Linked DNA regions of Homo sapiens: region 1 is linked to region 2. Evidence: chromatin contacts called from ENCODE Hi-C or POLR2A ChIA-PET data. All regions are on one chromosome and are shown on one strand. The core of a region is the stretch at or near the end of the contact, and the rest is flanking DNA. Distances in the headings are between cores, read along the strand shown.

What was found. Hi-C counts contacts between places; a loop is a spot of excess contacts on that map. ChIA-PET counts read pairs that join two places held with the same protein, here RNA polymerase II (POLR2A). Pooled maps may share reads with other maps.
Region 1: a loop to region 2 is called in a map with no recorded cell type, with 8 times the contacts of the local background. The contact joins two enhancer-like sites. A Hi-C loop is called at or near these places in 1 of 37 single-sample maps with no recorded cell type and 2 of 50 pooled maps. POLR2A ChIA-PET finds 5 or more read pairs at or near these places in 1 of 52 experiments (T-cell).

Annotation. Positions count from the first base shown.
Region 1 is chr10:13,711,676-13,715,567 of GRCh38, reverse strand. All of the region lies in intron 12 of FRMD4A (FERM domain containing 4A), which reads left to right. LOC105376426 (a long non-coding RNA gene) reads right to left here. Exons shown (of 4, transcript XR_001747371.2): 2 at 3,554-3,646. Among named protein-coding and RNA genes, the nearest start is that of PRPF18, 130 kb to the right of the region's middle. RefSeq lists enhancers at 2,133-2,997, 2,998-3,864. Within about 2 kb of position 2,472, at least 13 of the 41 ENCODE cell types and tissues checked have a DNase peak (open chromatin) inside an H3K27ac peak, as active enhancers do.
Region 2 is chr10:13,117,326-13,120,885 of GRCh38, reverse strand. It overlaps OPTN (optineurin), which reads right to left. Exons shown (of 15, transcript NM_001008212.2): 7 at 1,846-1,998. Among named protein-coding and RNA genes, the nearest start is that of OPTN, 19 kb to the right of the region's middle. Within about 2 kb of position 2,310, at least 2 of the 41 ENCODE cell types and tissues checked have a DNase peak (open chromatin) inside an H3K27ac peak, as active enhancers do.

The DNA.
Region 1 (3,892 bases), core at 1,223-3,722, 590 kb before region 2:
ATATTAATTCATTAGTACAGCAGCCCTATGAGAAAAGTGCTATTATTCCTATTATTTCAAAGATGAAAAAACTAAGGCACAAATTCAATTGCTGAGAATACACAGCCGGTAAGTGGCAGACAGTATGACGTTGAAAACCATGCTTTTAATCCATGCTATTCTATATTGTCTCCCATCGGTAGGAAATGTTTAACTCAAGCTACTTTATTTTTAAATTCCAAAGAATTGCAGCTTGACATTCTCTGGATTTACAATGCTGACCTTCAACCCATGCACAGAATGTAGGAATGCCCACACACCCCCTCGTTTTAGAGAGGACGAAGCTAAGATGGAGAGGGCTCTACAAAGTCAGAGCTAGAACTGAGGGCTCCTGACCTCCCACCCAGGGTTCTTGCTCCTAAAAATGAAAACCAAAACAATCAAGAGTAAACAAGAGTCATGAATACTGATTATTTGAGACAAAAGCATGAGATATATGTGAATGAGGCAGCGCGGCACTTCTAATTTTTTTTTTTAATTTTTTATTTTTGAGACGGAGTCTTCCTCTGTCGCCCAGGCTGGAGTGCAGTGGCATGATCTCCGCTCACTGCAACCTCTGCCTCCTGGGTTCAAGTGATTCTCTTGCCTCAGCCTCCCGAATAGCTGGGACTACAGGCGTGAGCCACCACGCCCAGCTAATTTTTTGTATTTTTAGTAGAGACAGAGGTTCACCATGTTGGCCAGGCTGGTCTTGAACTTCTGACCTCACGATGGGCCCACCTCTGCCTCCCAAAGTGCTGGGATTACAGGCATGAGCCACCATGCCCAGCCTGCAGTGCGGCACTTCTATAGAGTTTGTAAAGCCTGGTACAGAAACCAGAGATGGTTTCCATCTCTGGCTATAGGAATCATGGGTTCCTGTAGCATGAATACAGCTACTTTATGTATGTCTTGTCTTCCCAAGTAGATTGTAAGCTCGCTACAAATATAAACATGTATTAGGCACCATGTGTTTCCTCTTGCCTATGAGAACAGTCCAGTACAAAGTAGAAGACTACTACATGAATGGTTGGAAAGGGAATGGGAATTCAATGCTGCCTGAAACCCAAGGGCCTTGCCTCTGTCTTCTTTTTTTGTAAAAAGTAAAATATATTGAATGCCTAAAAAACTGATAGAAAAAAAAAAACCTCTGACATATGATTTCAACCCACTAAAAACATATACCTGGGCCAGGATGTTGGCTCACACCTATAATCCTAGCACTTTAGGAAGCCAAGGCGAGTGGATCACCTGAGGTCAGGAGTTCGAGACCAGCCTGGCCAACATGATGAAACCCCGTCTCTACTAAAAATACAAAAATTAACTGGGCATGTTGGTGGGAGCCTGTAATCCCAGCTACTTGGGAGGCTGAGACAAGAGAATCACTTGAACCCGGGAGGCAGCAGAGGTTGCAGTGAGCTGAGAACGTGCCACTGCACTCCAGCCTGGAGGATAGAGTGAGACTGTGTCTCAAAAAAAAAGTATATTTTATATATATATATATATATATATATATATATATGTATATTTTATATATGTATATTATATATGTATATTATATATGTATATTACATATATGTATATATTATATATGTGTGTGTATTACATATATGTATATATTATATATGTATATATATTACATATATGTATATATTATATATGTATATATATTACATATATGTATATATATTATATATATGTGTATATATATTACATATATGTATATATATTATATATATGTGTATATATATTACATATATGTATATATATTATATATATGTGTATATATACCTACTTCTGTTGCCCCTTAGAACCGGCTGTGCTCCAATAGCAAAACCTTACCAGGGCACATGGGATCCAGTCCTCTGAGAGCACAGGTTTGGAGCTTTCTGGGTGCTCTCACATTTTAAATTCCATCTGATTCGGGTTCAGTGACTCCTTTCTTTTGCCCTGCAGCCCTCTAGATGTGAAACAACTCATTTGTATTTGCTGAAAATGTAAATCCGTCTAAAGATTTGCAAGTGCCAGTCTGCTCTAGAAAGTAAAAAGGGCAGAAATGAAATAAGGAAGTGAGTTTTTCAGTTTGTATGTTTTCTTCTGAGCTTGGAGATTATTCCTGTCCATGAGTCTAATTCTTCTTATATAGAGACTCAGAACAAGAAGCTTGAAACAACTTTGTTCTCGTTCATTGTCAGAGCTTCATGGTGTGTTAGAAAGAGCCCAGGACCAGAAGTCACAAGATGTGGGTCCCATCATCAATTACTTATTTAACCTCTGCCAATCCCTTAACCTCTCTCTACTGGGGTTACTTTATCTGTGCAAGGAGGAGGTGGACCAGATGGCTGCTGTGATTCTGTGTAATAGCCCCCCTGGATGAAACAGGAAGTTACTCATAGGGAGATCATTAAGAAGCTTGGTGACTCAGCCTCAGGGGCAGCGGGGGAAGACGAGGTTCTCCAAAGTCCTAGTCAAGCATCAGAGCCACTAGACTGAGCTTCCTCTCAAGCGTCTATTTCCACATCGTCCTGGGAGCTTGCCCACCACTCCACATGCAGTCCCAGCTCTCCATAAATGCTGGCTGGGGAGGAAGTCCAGTGGAGCCAAAGCCCCTTCCTCTGCCCCAGCCTTCAGCTAAATACAGGATGTGGGAATCCAGCAGGCCATCTAATAGAAACCAGTAACTGGTCCCTGCTCATTAAGTACTTAGAGTGGACCCTGTTGCATTCAGGTCTCAAAGGCAGTATTTATTACCCACTTTTGTTTGCACTCCGTGGATAAGTGTTTCCCACCTCCTGTTTTCATACATGAAGATACTGAGGCCCAGAACAGGGAAGTGGAGGACCTGTGATCGCATTGGGAGTCACGGCAAGTCTAGGTCAGAAACTAAGAATCCACATCCAGTATCAGCCAGTCCCAACAACAGGGACAGACATAGTCTCAAGGAAGCCACTACTTGGTGGTTTCCTCTAAGTTTTGTTTCACGCAAGTCCAGATCATCCAGGCTGTTTTTTTTGTTGTTGCTCTTTTTTTTTTTTTGAAATGGAGTCTCACTGTGTTGCCCAGGCTGGAGTGCAGTGGTAAGATCTCGGCTCACTGCAACCTCCGTCTCCTGGGTACAAGCGATTCTCCTGCCTCAGCCTCCGGAGTAGTTAGGATTACAGGCGCGTGCCACTACACCTGGCTAATTTTTAGTAGAGATAGGATTTCACCATGTTGACAAGGCTGGTCTCGAGCTCCTGACCTCAAGTGATCCCCCAACCTTGGCCTCCCAAAGTGTTGGGATTACAAGCGTGAGCTACCATGCCTGGCCCAGGCTGTCCTTCATCACAGTTGTCGTTGTGTTTTAGTCTTTGGAGTATGGAAAGCATTGAGTATTGAAAGCTACTGAGTATTGAAGCATTGCTGTATAGAAAACTAGAGGAAGCCAGGACTCCAAGGATAGAAGGAAAGAATACTTGTTATCATTTACCGTATAAAAGGAAAGCCAGGCCATGGTGCAGGATGAAAAAGATTTGCTTTTTTACTTTCTACTTACAGTCATATTGTAGCTCATTTGTAAAAATCATTCCACTTGTAAAGTTAACCATCCATTAGTCAGTAAGAGCTGTTCCCACTAATTGGTGGACTCCTGGGGAAAGCAACATAGTTAGAGGTTAGAGTAATGGACCAGGTGCCCTTGACTTCTATTTCTGGTTCCTTCACTTACTTGCTGTGTGGCCTTAGGCAGTTTTCCTTAATTTCTCTGGGCCTTGTTTCACCCAAGAAGTAAATTTCCCACTTGATCTTCTTGAGGGATGCCAAAAGATCAAAGGAACGATGTTTGCAGGGCTTTTTAAAGATGCTTAAGTGACGTGCACTAGAAACCCCTTGATTT
Region 2 (3,560 bases), core at 1,061-3,560:
CCAAGGCCTCCCTAGCCATGCTGAACTGTGAGTCAGTTAAACCTCTTTCTTTTATAAATTACCCAGTCTCAGGCGGTTCTTCATATAAGTATGAAAACGGGCTAATACACTTCCTGATTTCAAAACTTACTACAAAGCTATAGTACTCAAGACATTGTGGTACTGGCGTAAGGACAAACATAGATCAATGAAACAGAACTGAGAGTCTAATGAAGTTGAACTCCTATATCACAACATACACAGAAACAAACTCAAAATGGACCACAGGCTTAAATGTCAGAGATGAAACTACAAAATTCTTTTTTTTTTTTTTTTGAGACAGAGTCTCACTCTGTCACCCAGGCTGGAGTGCGGTGGCCAACTGTAATTTTGGCCACCGCGCCAGGCCAAAACTACAAAATTCTTAGGAGAAAAACATAGGAGTAAATCTTTGTGACCTTGGGTTAGGCAACGGTTTCTCAGATGGGACATCAAAAGCACAGGTGACAAAAGAAAAAGGAGATAAACTGTATTACATCAAAATAAAAACAAATGTGCTGCAAATGATACCATCAAGGGAAAAGACGATCCACAGAATGGGAGAAAATAGTTGCAGATCAGCCGGGCGCGGTGGCTCACGCCTGTAATCCCAGCGCTTTGGGAGGCTGAGGCGGGCAGATCACGAGGTCAGGAGATCGAGACCATCCTGGCTAACATGGTGAAACCCCGTCTCTACTAAAAATACAAAAAAAAAAAATTAGCCGGGCGTGGTGGCGGGCGCCTGTAGTCCCGGCTACTCGGGAGACTGAGGCAGGAGAATGGCGTGAACCCGGGAGGCGGAGCTTGCAGTGAGCCGAGATTGCGCCACTGCACTCCAGCCTGGGTGACAGAACGAGACTCCGTCTCAAAAAAAAAAAAAAAAAAAGAAAGAAAATAGTTGCAGATCATATATTTAATAAGGGTCTTGTATCCAGAATGTAAAATGAACTCTTATAATTCAACATAAAAAGACAAATAACCCAATTTTTAAAAATGGGCAAAGGCTCTGAATAGACTTTTCTCCAAATCAAACAAACGGTCAACATGAAAAGATGCTCAACATCGCTGTCACTAGGGAAATACAAATCAGAACTATGAGATACCAATTCACATCCACTAGGATGGCTGAAGTCAAAGTGAAAACAGTAAGAAACAAGTGTTGGTATGGACGTGGAGAAAGTGGAATGCTCATGCACTGCTGGTGGGAATGCAAAATGGCGCAGCTGCTTTGGAAAATGATTTGCTGGTTCCTTAGAATATGAAATAGCGATACCGTATGACCCAGCAATTCCACCCATAACGATATACCCCAGAGAATTAAAAACACATATCCCAGTAAAAACTTGTACACACTGTTCATAGCAGCATTATTCCTAATAGGTAAAAAGTGGCAACAACTCTAATGTTTATCAACTGATGAATGAATAAACAAAATGTTGTATATATAGACAATGGAAGGTTATTCAGCAAGGAAAAGGAAGTACTGATACATGCTACGTTGTAGATGAACCTCAAAAACATTATGCTACGTGAAAGAAGCCAGTCACAAAAAACCACAGACTGTATAATTCCATTTATATGAAATGTCTAGAATGGCCAAATCTATAGAGACAGAAAGCACATTGCTTGGAGGAGCAGACAGTGAGTGCTGTTTGGGGGAAAAAATGTTCTAAAATTATATTGTAGTAACAGTGGTTGCACAATCCTGGAATATTCTAAAAAACACTGAAATGTATACTTTAAATGGGTGAACTGTATGGTATCTTAATTATATCTCAGGAAAGCTGTTTTAAAAAAACACATATTTCAAGTTAACCTATTTCATACCTTTCTTTGGCCTCCTTGAGTGCAACTTCAAGTCTCTCCACCTTCTGATTCCCTTCCCTTAGGCACAGCAGGAGCTGGCTCACAGTTAACTCCTCATGTTCGAAGTAATTCTTGGCCCCATCTGCAGATCTGCTCCTATATTTAGACAATGCCCTGTTCAGTATAAAGGTTAAAAGGTTTTCATCAGAAAAATTCCAAAGACTAAGAAGAGAGTAACCCAATATAACTGGGACCAGCTTAAAGGAACTGCTTTCCAGAACATTCTCCAACTAATTCTCAACTAGTGAACAAGCACAGCTGGTCCTGGGACCCCCAGTGCCAAGCTCCTCCATGCTTCCTAGGGAAGGTGTGGAGACTCAGTGAGGCTCTGGAGAGGCCAGCTTACAATGCACACACCCACGTCCTCCAAACAGTCACTGTGTACCTCACACCACACCACAAAACTCACGGAACAGTTCAGCAGAGGCAGCCGTGGCTGAAGGTGCCAAGCTTTCCAGAGATCTAGTCTCAAAGGGGACTGCAGTCAGACAAAAGATAAAGGCACATTGTACAGACCACTGGCCTTTCTCCAAGTTAACAGAGACCATCACAGCTTAAGTCAAGGGGAGAAAACCTTTTTCACTTGTGGTTTCAAATAATGAGAGCAGAGAAATGGAGGCTCTGTTGATATGTCAAGTATTTTTCTCGATTTCAAAATCTGACTAAATCAAGAGACATATCAGTGACAAACAGAATCATGATCACTGTTACAAAACATGAGGGATGACTATGATGATGCTAACGGCAGCTACTCTTTCAGTCACCGACTCAGGTTCGCATAGCTAATAAACAGCCAGGATTAAATCCCGGTTTCCAGGACTCTGAAGCTTCAACTCCAAACCTGGAAATCAATCTCAAACTAATTACGATACTCACAAATGGTACAGAGCTGTTATTTTAAAAATAGCCATGTGGCTTAAAAGAGGAAGCGGTCTTTGCATCTGGATATGAATGATGAGGAAGTGGCTTTGATATTTCAACCAGGGCTTTTTTATTTCCCACTACTTCCAGGAACGTCTTTAAATATGACAAAAGCAATTTGGGGGAAACGTGAAGAATTGTTAACCAAAAAAGGGAATTACTTTCGTTTATGCCAATTACTGTGTTTGACGAAAGAATATTATCTAATACTTACTTTCTTCCTTATACAAGGGCTTAGAAACATAACGGAAGACAATTTTTTTCACGTTTTGTAAGTCATTCTATATGCACATTCATCAAGTTATACAAAGAAGGTTTTACAAATCTATGAGATAGCTGGGCGCAGTGGCTCACGCCTGTAATCCCAGCGCTTTGGGAGGCTGAGACCAGAGGATCACCTGAGGTCAGGAGTTCGAGACCAGCCTGGTCAACACAGTGAAACCCTGTCTCTATTAAAAACACAAAAAGTTAGCTGGGCGTGGTGGCGGCCACCTGTATTCCCAGCTACTCGGAAGGCTGAGGCAGGAGAACTGCTTGTACCCGGGAGGCAGACGTTGCAGTGAGCTGAGATTGCGCCACTTCACTCCAGCCTCAGTGGCAGAGTGAAACTCCATCTCAAAAAAAAAAAAAAAAAAAAAAAACTCCATCTCAAAAAAAAAAAAAAGATGGATCTCTTATCCGTCTGTGAGATAAGAGATCCTGGCCGGGCGCGGTGGCTCATGCCTGTAATCCCAGCGCTTTGGGAGGCCAAGGCG